Regions from separate parts of the Homo sapiens genome. Here region 1 is linked to region 2. Evidence: chromatin contacts called from ENCODE POLR2A ChIA-PET data. All regions are on one chromosome and are shown on one strand. The core of a region is the stretch at or near the end of the contact, and the rest is flanking DNA. Distances in the headings are between cores, read along the strand shown.

The links. ChIA-PET counts read pairs that join two places held with the same protein, here RNA polymerase II (POLR2A).
Region 1: POLR2A ChIA-PET joins it to region 2 with 11 read pairs in naive thymus-derived CD8-positive, alpha-beta T cell. The contact joins two enhancer-like sites. POLR2A ChIA-PET finds 5 or more read pairs at or near these places in 2 of 52 experiments (CD4-positive, alpha-beta T cell and naive thymus-derived CD8-positive, alpha-beta T cell).

The regions. Positions count from the first base shown.
Region 1 is chr16:57,532,306-57,538,863 of GRCh38, reverse strand. It overlaps CCDC102A (coiled-coil domain containing 102A), which reads left to right and starts at 2,293. Exons shown (of 9, transcript NM_033212.4): 1 at 2,293-2,364. It also overlaps a transcript of ADGRG5 not described here. RefSeq lists a silencer at 2,051-3,000 and enhancers at 5,286-5,844, 5,845-6,404. Within about 2 kb of position 5,128, at least 11 of the 41 ENCODE cell types and tissues checked have a DNase peak (open chromatin) inside an H3K27ac peak, as active enhancers do.
Region 2 is chr16:57,261,374-57,268,546 of GRCh38, reverse strand. It overlaps PLLP (plasmolipin), which reads left to right. Exons shown (of 4, transcript NM_015993.3): 2 at 6,477-6,650. Among named protein-coding and RNA genes, the nearest start is that of ARL2BP, 20 kb to the right of the region's middle. RefSeq lists enhancers at 4,393-5,162, 5,063-5,232, 5,163-5,933, 6,155-6,708, 6,709-7,173. Within about 2 kb of position 2,311, at least 18 of the 41 ENCODE cell types and tissues checked have a DNase peak (open chromatin) inside an H3K27ac peak, as active enhancers do.

The DNA of each region.
Region 1 (6,558 bases), core at 3,879-6,378, 270 kb before region 2:
ACAAGTAGGTCCTACAAAGTGAAATGATTTAAAGAAAAATGCTAGGTAAATAAGGGCATGTGTTAGTGGCAAAAAGTGGTGGCAGTAATACAGGAAAACAGAACTGCTGAAGTGTGGGAAATATTGACACACGCCTCAAAAACCTGACTGTCCTGAACTGAGTGGGACAGGCTGCCAGAGAGAAACCCTGCCGAGACCACTGGGGAGGTTGACGCCAGATTAGCCTTGCATTCAGAGAGGCGCCTGGGGGTGTTGTTCTAGAAAGAGAACTATGGTAAAATTGAAACAGTCAGATCTGGGATCTGACATCTCATAGGGTGACCCCGGGCCAGTTACTCGAGACGATCCTCTGGCCTCTGCCTCCCAAGTTAGCTGGGGCTACAGGAGCGTACCATCACACCTGTCTAAACTTTTTATCTTTTTGTAGAGACAGAGTGTCCCTATGTTCCCACGCTGGTCTTGAACTCCCGGCCTCAGGCGATCCTCCCGCTTTGGCTTCCCAAAGCACTGGGATTACAAGTGTGAGCCGCCGTGCCCAGTCCAGTCATTTCTGATCTTCACTTTTCTCATTATGAGAGGGTGGTAATAACACCCAGCCCCTAGGTAACTAAGATAACATCATGCGAGCTGCCAAAACCTGTGGCCAGCACCTACTTTGGTTCTACGATCGGGTGGGTCACGTCACCCCACCCTAGCCCCTGCAAAAGACATCCTCAGGACAATATTTACTGCTTCTTCCTAAGGAGAGAAGGCCTGATAGTGATGAGGTTATAGCTGGAGTTCAGGTGCACCATCAACTCAGTCTCCACCACCTTCCCCAGCCCCATTTCCACCTCCAAAAACTCTGGGCAAGACCTCTGGGCTCTTGATCCAAGGCTGTTACTGGCTGTAGGACCTTGTGCAAGTCTGAGCCAAGAGCCTCTCTGAGCCTTCATTTCCTCAGCTGTAAAATGTGGATGCCCTTGTCCTCTGAGTACTCAAACCCCACATACATCTCCTATCTATCTCTGGCTGGTGAACAGACGCTTTCAACATTCAGCCACGCATAACAAATACAAAGCAAATGAATCGACAAGTGAAACTGCCAGTCTTGCAACGTATGGGATTTCATGAAGTTGGTGGAAGCAAAGCAGGAGAAATGGAACAGCCGCTGCCCACAGAGAAAGGGAACGTCTGCAAGGGAAGTGACCCAGACCCGAAAAAAGGCACTGGACTATCAAAGGATTCAGAGTGATCCTTGAGTTTGAGGAAGCTCTCAAATATTTTTGCAAAAATGAATCTCTTACTGCAAAAACCAGTTCAGAAGGGAAGGATGCTACATACTCAACTATTACAAGAAAAAGCAAGACTTCCAGTGTTAACATCTGATTCATTCTTGGTTCATTTTAAGGCGTGCGTGGTTGCAATCATAATCTAAACTCCGTTAATCACGGGGTAAAACTAATTTATCTTCGTAATATTTAGCTTCTTTTTCTAGGTAAAATCCCAATCAGGCCAGGTTTTCCCCACCATCTTGGTGAATTGTTGGTCTTCTTTTAAATAGATTCACCTCGGGGGCCTTCCAGGGTACAGGATGTAGTGGGGAGTCCTCCAGACGCCTGTCCCGGCTTTCCAGTCAAGACCACAAACATCCTACCCCCAATAGAGAGAAAGCCCCAAAACAGCTGGGCGTCCCCGAAGGCGAAGTACCGTAATTCCCCAGGGCCTGCCAACCACCATCGCAATGCAGAGAAAAGTCTCCGCCCGCCGGGCCGAGTGCTCCCCGCGCCCCCCACCTCTTAACAAGCGCAAGGTTGCTTTCGTCAACCCTTCTGTTGTACAGAAAGAGAAACTGAGGCCCGATGGGCACAGACTTGTTGGCCCACTTCCACTCGGTGGCAGAGCTGGCCCAGGGAAAAATGCAGGTAACAACAGTGAAGACTTGGTAAGCTCGCTCCACGTGCCGAGCTGGGACCCGCGGTGGCCGTTTCTGCTGGGGGCGCCTAGTACGTAGTTGGCGCTGAGGAAACCTGAACCAAGAAAGCCGAGCCCCCCCGCAACTCTCGGCCCCTCACGGGGGTGGGGCCTCCGTTGGGGTACGGCCCGCTCTGCAGCAGAGCCCACCGCCCCGGCCCGCACCCCTCGCCCCGAAGTTAGGCTGGAGCCCCCACCCCAGCAGCTCGGTGGGCCGGGGTCACAGCGGGGCCGCAGCCTGCGACCGCTTCGGGGGCCCCGCCGCTCCCCCTGCTTCCCCTCCCCCCGGGAGGGAGGAGGAGACTCCGCGGCCCTCCCTCGGCCCCTCCGGCGGCGGTCGCAGCTGCACGGTGCCCGCTCTACCCCGCCGCAGCGGCTGGGACGTACGGAGCCCGCAAGTCCCGGCCCGAGGTGAGCGGGGGCGGCAGGCCGGGGGGCGGCAGGCCAAGGCGGCCCGGGAACTTGCTCCAGGCCGCGCGCCTTCCGCGGGAAGGAAGGGGTTAAGTTGTGGGGCGTGCTGGAGGAGCAGACACAGTCGGGGCGCCCGCGGCAACCCCCGAACTCAGAGCAGAACTTTCTAGACGCCTCCCCGGCCTCCCTCAGCCCCCGGAACCCCAGGTCTCCGGTGGGGAGGGGCCGCGGGGTGATGGGGGAGGGGAGGCGCCTCCGGAATGCCGCGGCCCGGGCCGGACGGGAGGGGGCGGCGGGCGGGGACGGAATTTGGGACTCTCCCGGGGGACCCAACGTGGTCGCCATGGCGAATGCGGGATGGACGGGCGGCGCTGGCCAATCAGAGCACGGCGCCCTGCCCAGAGCCGCGGCGACTGCCAATGGGGGCCATGCGGTGGGGTGGGCGGGACCGCGCGGCGCGGGCCGGGAACCCCCTCCACCCTCCGCCCGTCGCTAGGTGGAGCGGGGCGGTTCGCAGGGCCAGCGGCTTGGGAGGGGTCGACTAAGTGAGGACTAAGGCGACGCAGGGCTGGGGCTTCAGTTTCAGTACCTTAGGTGGGGGTGGTGTCCACCTTCCCACCCCCGCTCTCCCAGGGCTCTTGTGGGGGTTGGATTGGTTTGGGTTCGGGAGGTCTGCCCACCTGTTAGAGCGTTCAGGAATCTTTTTAGTGCCTCTCCCCATCCTGTAGGTAAGGAAACTGAGGCCCAGAGAGGGCAGGGACTTGCAGATATCACACAGCATATCAGTGATGGAGCTGGGACTAGCGGGATGTCTGCTGTACAAGAGTGAAGAGTTCACGGTGTTGCCGAGAGGGGTGGGGCTGGGGTCGGGGTGGGGCTGGGTCCCCATGAAGGTTCACCCCACCATTCCAGCTGTGCGTATCCACTTGGCCTGGTGCCTGCAGACCCCATCGTGTAGGTGCTCTCGGGGGCATTGTGCCCCTCAGGTGGCTAAGATCCAGAAGAGGAGGCATCCCATCACCAGCTCCCTACTCTGGCCTTGCTGCTGGTCCGCGGTGTGGACACAGACACGTAGCTGTCCCTCTGGGCCTCAGTTGGTCCATATGTAAAGAAAGGAGTTCAAATCAATGATCCAGGCTGTCTCTGTGGCTCCTCAGTCTAAGATGGGGCTACCTGGGAATAGGCCAGGGGTGCCTACCCCTGGGCTTAGGTCCAGCCTGGAGGCCTAGCCGCCATCCCTTCCTTTCCCGCCAGCCAGCTCCCCCCAGAGGTCCTGCAGCTGGATCCTGGGCAGCAGGTCACAGGGACAGGTGCCCGCAGTCTGTGGGCTGACCAGCCTTGGGCCCTGCACTTATTCAATCAGGCTGTCCTCTGTGGTTTCCCACTGGGCTCTGCTTTCTGTCCACAGCCAGGCCTGTGGCCATGGGCTTGTCCCAGGGCCCTACCTGAAAGGCTCTGGGAGGATCTACAGGGTTTCAGAGCCGGGGAAGGGGTTGGGGCACTGGGCTCCCCATCCCTTCAGCTGGCCCCTGTCCAGGCCTTGGCATTGCTCATTCCTCTCACTGATATGGAGAGACCCATCCAAACATGCTGAGGACAAAACACAACGCTGTTCCCAGTGGGTCAATTAGGCTTCCCCAGGTAAAAGGTGGGACAGCCGACTTGGCCGTGAGATGACCTCTTATTCCAACCCTGGCCAGACAGGCTCAGATACCTACCTGTCTCAGAGCCTGGCCACCGACTGACTCCTGATCTTTAGGATGACTCAACCTTCCCAAACTCTGCATGGTCACAAGGGTACCCCTAAGAGTGGTACCACCTTCTTAGGGGTACCTTCCATCCATCACGCATCTGCTGTATGCTGGGCCCTGTGCTGATGCCCTCGCTCGTGGACTTCAAAGTAAGGCCTTTGCTGTAGAACACGGAGGTGCCTGGTGCTTTGGGAGCATACTCTGTGCAGAGAGGTTAGAGAAGGCTTCCTAGGGGAGGGGACACTGGAGGTGGGTTTTGAAGGATGTGTAGGAGTTTGCTGATGAAGGAAGGAGAGATATTCCAGACAAGTCCACAAGCAACAGGAACCACTGGGTCACTTTCTGTGGGCAGGGCTGATGAGGGCCTAGCCTGCAGCAAGTGTCAGCTCAAAATATTCTTGTTTCTGTCCTGGAGTGAGCTACCAGTGAGCACAGCTGTGGGGCTGGGGTTCAGGAGCCCTGATGGAAGCTCTAAGTGGCACAAGTGTCCCATCTGGATGAGGGAAGCCTGTACTGCCAGAAGAGAGATGGCAGCTTGCCAGGCTTGGCTGTGGGAGGTTGTAGGGCTGTGGTCCCCAGGTGGGGGTGGGGTTGGGGAGATCAAGGCATTTCCTGGAGTTGGTGGCAGCTGAACTTGAAGATGGGTGGGGGTTTTGGAGTCTGGGACATGGGCATTTGGAATACAAACCCAGAGACTTAAAGCAGTAATAGACCTGTCTGGCTGTTGGGAGGCAGGACAACGAAGGGTGGGGTAGGAAAGGCTCCCCGGGGCCTGTGGTGGCCGGTCCCACCGTGACCTGCCCCTTGGTGGGGCAGTATGCCAAGGGAACAGGAGGCCACGCCCCACGCACATAGACACCCCATGGCAAGAGGGCATTGAGCCTGGTGGAAGGGGCGGGCAGGGCAGCTGGGGCATCTCCACGACTGTAAGCCATGCTCTGCGCTGCTGCTGCCCCTCAGTGAGTGTGTGCGTTACCAGGGCTGTGTGTGAGTGTGCACGTTACTGGGGCTGCGTGTGAGTCTGTGCATTACCGGGGCTGTATGTGTGTGTGTGCACGTTACTGGGGCTGTGTGTGAGTGCAGGTCCCTCGGGCCATGTGTGAGTGTGAGTGTTACTGGGGCTGTGTGTGAGTGCGGGTCCCTGGGGCCATGTGTGAGTGTGCGCGTTACTGGGGCTGTGTGTGAGTGCAGGTCCCTGGGGGTGTGTGTGTGAGTGTGTGCATTACTGGGGCTGTGTGTGAGTGCGGGTCCCTGGGGGTGTGTGTGTGAATGTGTGCATTACTGGGGCTGTATGTGAGTGTGTGTCCCCAGGGCTGTGCTGTATGAGTGGGGCAGGGTAGGGGGAGGCGTTGCAAGGCAGGGTCTGGCTGCCCTTGGGTCTATGTGGGAGTGCAGGATTCCTGGTGTGCTGGGGGCGGGGTGGGCTTCTCCAGAAAACTCCCCTGAGGACCCCGACCCCCACCCCTTCCCACACACCCGCTCCAGGGGACCCTGGGCCTGAAGTGCAAAGGTGGGAGTGCTGTTCCAAAACTTCCGTGCTCCTGCTGTGCCCTTTCCTTCTCCCCCAGCCCCTAGGAGGGGCCTGGCCAGGCCGCTGGGAAGGAGAATGAGGTGAGTCTGGAGCCCCCATCTCTGCCTTTAGCATGGGTGCCTGGAAGCCATTAGAGACCTGGGTGGTGCCTGCCCTGGCCCTGCCCAACAGGCTTGGATTCCTGGAAGAAGCCGGTGGCCCTCTCTGGGCCAAGCCCTGTGCCAGGCCTGGCAGCTCCCAGAGGCAGGGAGGATGTGGCAGTGGCCCCCTCCCTGCCAGGCTCCTAGTTCAGCGGCTGCAAGAAGGGCCCAGCAGACAGGGCCCGGGCCCCCATACCCAGCACAGCTGCCGGCTGGCATTCGGGTTTCCTGCCTCCTCCTCCTCCTCCCCTCCCCCCACAGGCTCTCACATTGTTTTTCTTTTCCAAGAGCTTCTCTATGTGGAGCTAGGCCAGGAAAAGGAGGAGTGTGTGTGTCTGCCTCTGTGTGTGTGTGTGTGTGTGTGTGTGTGTGTGTGTGTCTGCTTCACTTGGGGATGAGCATGTCTCCTTGCATGTCCTTGTACCTGTGTGTCAGTGTGCTGGCATATGTGTGTCTTCAGGCGTGTCTGTGTCTACAGGCAAATGTCTCTCCATGCACCCGTGTCGTTGTGTGCCTGTCCGTCCATCTGAGCATATGTGTGTCTGCCCCTGGGTCTTTGCATCTGTGCATGGGATTGCATGTCTGTGTGTGCACAGATGTTTGTGAATGCACATGGGCATCAAGGCCAGCCAGCTCACTGCACAGGCGGAGAGACTGGGTCACAGAGGCACAGGCTGCTAGGGATCTCCTGGGGTGTCAGTGGTGTACATGGAACCAGAGCCTGGATCTGTATGGCTGTGTCTGGGTGCGTGACACAGATGTTATCAGGGTC
Region 2 (7,173 bases), core at 1,062-3,561:
TGCACTCCAGCCTGGGTGACAAAGTGAGACCCTGTCTCAAAAACAAAACAAAACAAAACCACCCTAGGGGGTAGATACATTTCAAAGATGAAGGAAGATGAAGACAAGGGCACAGAGAGGCTAAGCCACTTGCCTGAGGTCACACAGCTAGTTAAGTTGGCAGGGCCAGAGCGTGAATTCAAGGAGTCGATAGGCCACCCCTCCAACAGAACCAATGCCAGTGTCACTCAGGTGAACAAGGTCATGACACCCATCCACAGATTCAGAGAGCAGCTGAGAAAAACCTATTCATTTCCTGGGGCTGCCGTAACAAAGTTCCACAAACTGGGTGGCAGAAATATATTGTCTCAGTTACTGAAATCAAAGTGTTGGCAGGGTTGCTTTCTTCTGGGGCTCTGAGGGAGAGTCTGTCCCATGTCCCCCTCCTGGCTTCTGGTGGTGACCAGCAAGCCTTGGTGTGCCTTGGCTTACAAATGCATCACTCTCGTCTCTGCCTCTGTCTTCACACGATGGTCTCCCCTTGTGGTCTCTGTGTCCACATTTCTCTTGCAAGGACACCAGTCATTGGATTAGAGATGCCCCCAATCCAGTATAACCCCCCTTAACTCGAGCATGTCTGCAAACACTATTTTCTTTTCTTTTCTTTCTTTCTTTCTTTTTTTTTTTTTTTTGAGACGGAGTTTCGCTCTTGTTGCCCAGGCTGGAGTGCAGTGGTGCGATCTCGGCTCACTGCAACCTCTGTCTCCTAGGTTCAAGCGATTCTCCTGCCTCTCCCAAGTAGCTGGGATTACAGGCACATGCCACCATGCCTGGCTAATTTTTTGTATTTTTAGTAGAGGCAGGGTTTCACCACGTTGGCCAGGCTGGTCTTGAACTCCTGACCTTAGGTGATCCACCTGCCTCAGCCTCCCAAAGTGCTGGGATTACAGGTATGATCCACCATGCCAGGCCTTGTTTTGTTTTGTTTTGTTTTGTTTCTGAGACAGAGTCCCACTCTGTCCCCCAGGCTGGAGTGCAGTGGTGCAATCTCAGTTCACTGCAACCTCTGCCTCCTGAGTTCAAAGTGATTCTTCTGCCTCAGCTTCCTGAGTAGCTGGGACTACAGACACCCACCACCATGCCCGGCTAATTTTTGTATTTTTACTGGAGATGGGTTTCTCCATATTGGCCAAGCTGGTCTTAAACTCCTGTCCTTAACTGATCATGCACCTCAGGCTCCCAAAGTGCTGGGAATACAGGTATGAGCCACTGCGCCTGGCCAGAGCCTGTTTTCAAATAAGGCCACATTCCCAGGTACTAGGGGTTAGAACTTGAACATATTTTGGGGAACACATTGCAAACCACAATAAGAGATGAGGAAAAACTTCCCTCAGAGTCAGTGAAGGGCATGCACCCTGCAGGAACCTGGCCTGTCTGGCTGTCAGTGTTGGCAGCTTCTGGGGAAACTGTAATAACAGGGTTTCACTGCAGCAAGGAGTGCCTCTTGGTTGGGCATTTGTGACGAATCTTCTCTCTGATGCCACAGGTGGTTTTAACAAAAACATCTCTTCGTTACCCAATTGTTTGGAAATTCTTTGAAGATGCAAAGGTCGTTTTTGACACTGTAGTCTTCATATGTAAAAAAAAGTTCCTAATCCAAATTATTCAGGTTTTCAGAAAAGCAAAAAAAAAAAAAAAAAAAAAGGCCCTGTGCCCTTGAGATTTCCAGACAGTTCCCTTTGTTTATCTGCAGGACCTGTCTGGGGAGGCATGGCAGGGACCTCAGAGAGCTGGGAAGGAGGGGAGGATGTGGTTTGCCTGTGTGTGTAGGAGAGAGACAGTTAGATATTCATGTAGACACCTCCAGAGAAACACGGGGACAGACGAACATGTAAGCAAGAGAGACCTGCAGGGCCCAGGGGTGAAGGCATAGAGTTCTGTTCTCAGATACCCACGTGGCACCCTCCCTGCCCCTCCCTCACCTCCCTGGGTCTTTGCTTATCATCACCTTGCCAGTGAGATCTTTCTTGGCCCCTTCTCCATAGACATTTGTTAAATATATTAACCCAGAGAGATGCCCACAGCGAGGCCTGTGTTGGGTGCCCTGTTCCGAGCAGGGTCTCTCTTGGGGGACTGGGCTGGGGGCTCAGGAACCAGGAGAAACCAGTCTGTCTGGTTCAAATGCAGGAACGAACCTTCCTTGTTCTAGGGCAGAAACCGAGGCAGCTCCGCAGGCACAGAGCCAGGCAGCACAGCCAGAAAGAACGCCAGAAATTCCCAGTCCTTATCCACCGGCTTCATCTGGACGCTGTGTTCGCTGATCTGGAAACCAGGGGTGGGGCTGGAGCACAGCACAGGGCGGGGCAGGGATGGCGGCGGGCAGTGGGGGGAGCCTGGGTGCCCAGCCCAGACTGGCTCCTAGAGCCAGCTGAAGTGTCCTCATTTTTTACACTTCACTAAATAACTCATAGTAGCGCAGGTTCCAAGGAAGCACGGATCTGGGTTCCTGTCCTTCCCTATCCTTTTAAAATTTTTATTTATTTTTTGAGACAGGGTCTCTGTCACCTAGGCTGGAGTGCAGTGGCGCCATCATGACTCACTGCAGCCTTGACTTCCCAGGCTCCATTGATCCTCCACCTCAGCTTCCCAAGTATCTGCGACCACAGGCACATGCTACTATGCCCAGCTAAATGTTATATTTTTGGTAGAGATGGGGTTTTCCATATTGTCCAGGCTGGTTTCGAACTCCTGAGCTCAAGTGATCCACCTGCCTCAGCCTCCCAAAGTGCTGGGATTACAGGTGTGAGCCACTGCACCCGGCCTCCTGCCCTGTCCTTTACCCACAGTGACCTCAGGCACATTGCCTCCTGAGATTCCCTTTGGAAGATGGGAATAACAGATAGAACATTTGAGGAGGGTCTGGTGATGGAGGAATCAATGAGATGTGTCTGGCACAGAGCGAGAAGGCATTGAGTGGTTATTGTGACCTAGGCTGTGAGTCATGGGACAGGTGATTGATAGGCATATGATAGTGGAAACCTGAATTGGTCTTTTCTTGATTTTTGGTTCATTGCATTTTCTGACTTTCCTTTAGTTAGTTGGAAGCTGGCAACACAGTGGCAGCGGAGGCCCATGAGGAATTGGCTTTAAATGAAAAAATAATTGTTTATCTTGGACGCACCCAGTTCTCACCTGGAGAAGGGACGGAGGCGTGCTGCCCGAAGTGTTTGTTCTCCTTCAGAACACTGGCCTCCCCCCAGCTCTGGGGGTTCGTGGCCTCTCCAGGTGTGTCTGTTTCTGGCAGGGTGTTGTTCTGAGACATCCTGCCCTGGGTCCACACTCGTAAGGGCTCTGCCCCCAGCTTGGTGTGTGACAGCGGGCAAGGCCCTGTGGCTCCGCCCTGGCTTCCTCACCTGCCTACCCTCACCTGGCCTGCTTGCGGCGGTGAGAGTGCTGACGGGCAGCAGAGGCTGGCAGGGTGCTGTGTGTTGGGGGGTGGATCCCTGGAGCTTCACCCCAGTGTGGGGAGGAGCAGGTGCTGAGCCCTGGAGAGCGGGACACCTTCCCTGGGCCTCCCACTTTGGGCTGAGCCCCTTACTTGGGTTGGGGGGAGGCAAGGCCAGGGGCAGTTCACAGATGGACACCTGCTTCTTATTAATTTATTTTGTTAATTTAATTTTAACTTTACTTAATTTTAATTTTATTTATTTTCGTTTATTTTGAGACAGGGTCTTGCTGTTGCTCAGGCTGGAGTACAGTGGCACAGTCATGGCTCACTGTAGCCTCAACCTCCCAGGTTCAAGCGATCCTCCCCACTCAGCCTCCCAAGTAGCTGGGACCACAGGTGCACCATCACCACACTCGGCTAATTTTTAAAGTATTTGGCAGAGATGGGCTCCCTGTATATTGCCCAGGATGGGGTCTTGAACGCCTGGGCTCAGGCAATCCTCCCACCTTGGCCTCCCCAAATGCTAGGATTACAGGCATAAGCCACCACGCCCAGCCCCACTGCTTCCTCTTTTAATACACGGTGCCTGTGCAGGGCAGGGTTCTGGTCTCTGTCATGGTTGAAGAAATAGGATTGTTAGTTCCTAAGCACATTGTGTATTTAGCGTATATTATGTGTCGGGCACTGTTGGGCACTGAAGATACAGCAGTGAACAAAACCCAGAATCTTCCTCGGAGAGCAGGGAAGGTACTCGGTCAGCATCACACAGCCACACAGCTTTTGACTTCCAAGCTCGAGGCCCCACCTGCCACTTCCCCACTGGGCCATACCCTTCCCAAGCCAGATCCCTGGGGGATGGGGAGTAGGCCGAGGAAGGAGGGTTGTGAGGGCTGAGGGCTCCCTGGGCCAGCTCAGCTACAGGCCCCCGAGTCTTGTCCCTGGCTTCTGTAGGGATCCACACAGGAGCTTCCCTTCTGGTCCTCGACGAGGTTGCTTTTGGATGGGGTGCCTGGCAGGCACCCCAGCTCTGTCTGTGCTCTAGGCCCAGGCCCTCAGGTGCTCTAGGGGCTGGCGGCAGCCCCTCAGCTGCTGGGAGCAGCCAGGACTTTCTGTCTCCAAACCCTAGCAGCCAGAGGCAGGTCCTGCTCCGGAGCCGCTTCTCTGATCCCACTGACTTGTCCTTGGGCTGGTGGCAAGGTCACTACGCAGCCTTGGTGCCATGTACCTGGGCGCTGACCAGGGGAAAAAGAGGACACCTCTGTGTGTCTTGATTGGCAATGGAGCCTTTCTCCAAAGCTAGACCCTCGTGTCCTCTCCGTGGCCAGGGATTCCAGAGAGTGCCCTCGTGGAGAAGGCGCTCTCCAGAGCATCTCCACCAGCAAGGGGTGGGTGGGGGTAGGAGGGGCTGGGGAGGCCCAGGATGGCCACATCCGAGGTGCCTCTGGGGGCCTCCACGAGCTCCCTGGGCCCTGCCTCAGCTGGCCCTTTGCTGGCCTGCACCCTGAGACAGTCTGCATAGTGAGTCGACAAACCTGCCGCAGAGAATTCTCTGTGGCTGTGAGGGCTGGGGCCTGTGCAGTCCAGTTCGGGCTTGTGGAATAATAAAAAAACACTTCTGCTGCAATCATTTATGTGCATGAACTTGTGGGTCCTCACAGTAGCTCTACAAGATAGGAATGGTCATTATATGATAAGCAAGGGTGGTTATACACTTGCCCACGGCCACACAGCCGGTAAGGAGAGCCGGGATCGAAGCCAGACAGCTGGGCTCCAGAGTTCATGCTGTTAGCCACTACCCATGCTCTGCTGGGATGGTCAGGCCCATCCTGCCGTGTGGGAACAGCCTGACAGGTAGGCCCCTTGGCTTCCTGGAGGCCCAGTTTCACCTGTGAGATGGCAACACCTGTATAGAAGGGCATCTGGGAGAGCCGGAGACGTGGGGTGTTGGGCAGGAGGTCACCCAGAGGCCCTTGTGACGTTCTCTGCTGGGCCCAGCTGGGAGGGAGGACACAGGGCTGTTGTCTTCCCGCCTCTGGGACTGTGGTGACTTGATCTTCCTTTCAGCAGCTTTTACTGAGCCCCTGGCAGGGCCTAGGGCCTGTGCTGGGTGTGGGGACGTAGCTGTGAGACAGCCACGGCTGTGCCCTCGTGGAGCTCGCAGTCTGGGGAAGGGAACGATTATGGCCCTGGATGGTGGGTGCCTGGGGGGCCCTGTGAGCACTGATGAGGGCTCTGGGATGCCGGCTGGAGGCGTGGGGGTGTCCTGGAGCACCTGACATCTCAGCTGAGACCTGCAAGAGGAGTGAGAGTGCAGGGCAGGGCCCCGGTACAGTGGTGTATCACACGAGCCAAGTCAGCATTCCTTTTTAAATTTTTTTCTATTTTTTGAGACAATTTCACTCTGTCTCTGAGGTTGGCATGCAGTGGCATGATCATAGCTCACTGCAGCTTTTAACTCCTGGGCCCATGTGATCCTCCTGCTTCAGCCTCATGAGTAGCTGGGACCACAGGTGCGCACCACCATACCTGGCTAACTATTATTATTATTATTATTATTTTTGCTTTTTGAGACGGATTTTCACTTTTGTCTCCCAGGCTGGAGTGCAGTGGCGTGATCTCAGCTCACTGCAACCTCTGCCTCCCAGATTCAAGCAATTCTCCTGCCTCAGCCTCCCAAGTAGCTGGGATTACAGGCACACGCCACCATGCCTGGCTAATTTTTGTATTTTTAGTGGAGACAGGGTTTCACCATGTTGGCCAGGCTGGTCTCGAACTCCTGACCTCAGGTGATCTGCCTACCTCAGCCTCCCAAAGTGCTGGGATTACAGACGTGAGCCACTGCGCCCGGCCTTAATTTTTCTGTAGAGATGGGGACTTGCTCTGTTGCCCAGGCTGGTCTTGAACTCCTGGCCTCCAGCGATTATTACACCTTGGGCTCCCAAAGTGCTGACATTACAGGCATGAGCCACTGTGCCTGGCCAGTATTTCTTAGCTAGATAAGAAATGAAACCGCATCTCTGGCCAATCCTGCCTTGTCTGACCCTCCTAGGTGCTGGGGCTGCTGGTGTGGGCGCTGATTGCGGACACCCCGTACCACCTGTATCCGGCCTATGGCTGGGTGATGTTCGTCGCTGTCTTCCTCTGGCTGGTGACAATCGTCCTCTTCAACCTCTACCTGTTTCAGCTGCACATGAAGTTGTACATGGTTCCCTGGCCACTGGTGGTGAGTCTGGGTGGGGGTACTGGAAGTGGCTATGACAGGACCACTGTGACTTTCCCTAGAAGAAGTGGCAGGGTGTGGGGGGGTGGCCTGACATCCTCACTGACCTAAGCTGATCTGCAGAGCCAGGGGTGGAGGTGAGGATTGATGGTTCAGAGGTCCAGTTTTTCTATTTTTCCTTCAAGACAGTGTCTCACTATGTGCAGGCTGGAGTGCAGTGGCTCAATAATGGCTCACTGCAGCCTTGAACCCCTGGGCTCATGTGATCCTCCCATCTCAGCCTCCCCAGTAGCTAGGACTACAGGCACGTGCCACCATGCCCTGCTAATTTTTATTTTTATTTTTTGTAGAAGAGGAGTCTCACTTTATTTCCCAGGCTGGTCTTGAACTCCTGGGCTCAAGCAGTTCTCTCACTTTGGCCTCCCAAAATTCTGGGAGTACAGGAGTGAGCCACCATGCCTAGGTGCACGGTTTTTTGGGGAACCATGAGCCAGGAAGGACACAGGCTTGACTTTGTCCCAGGAGG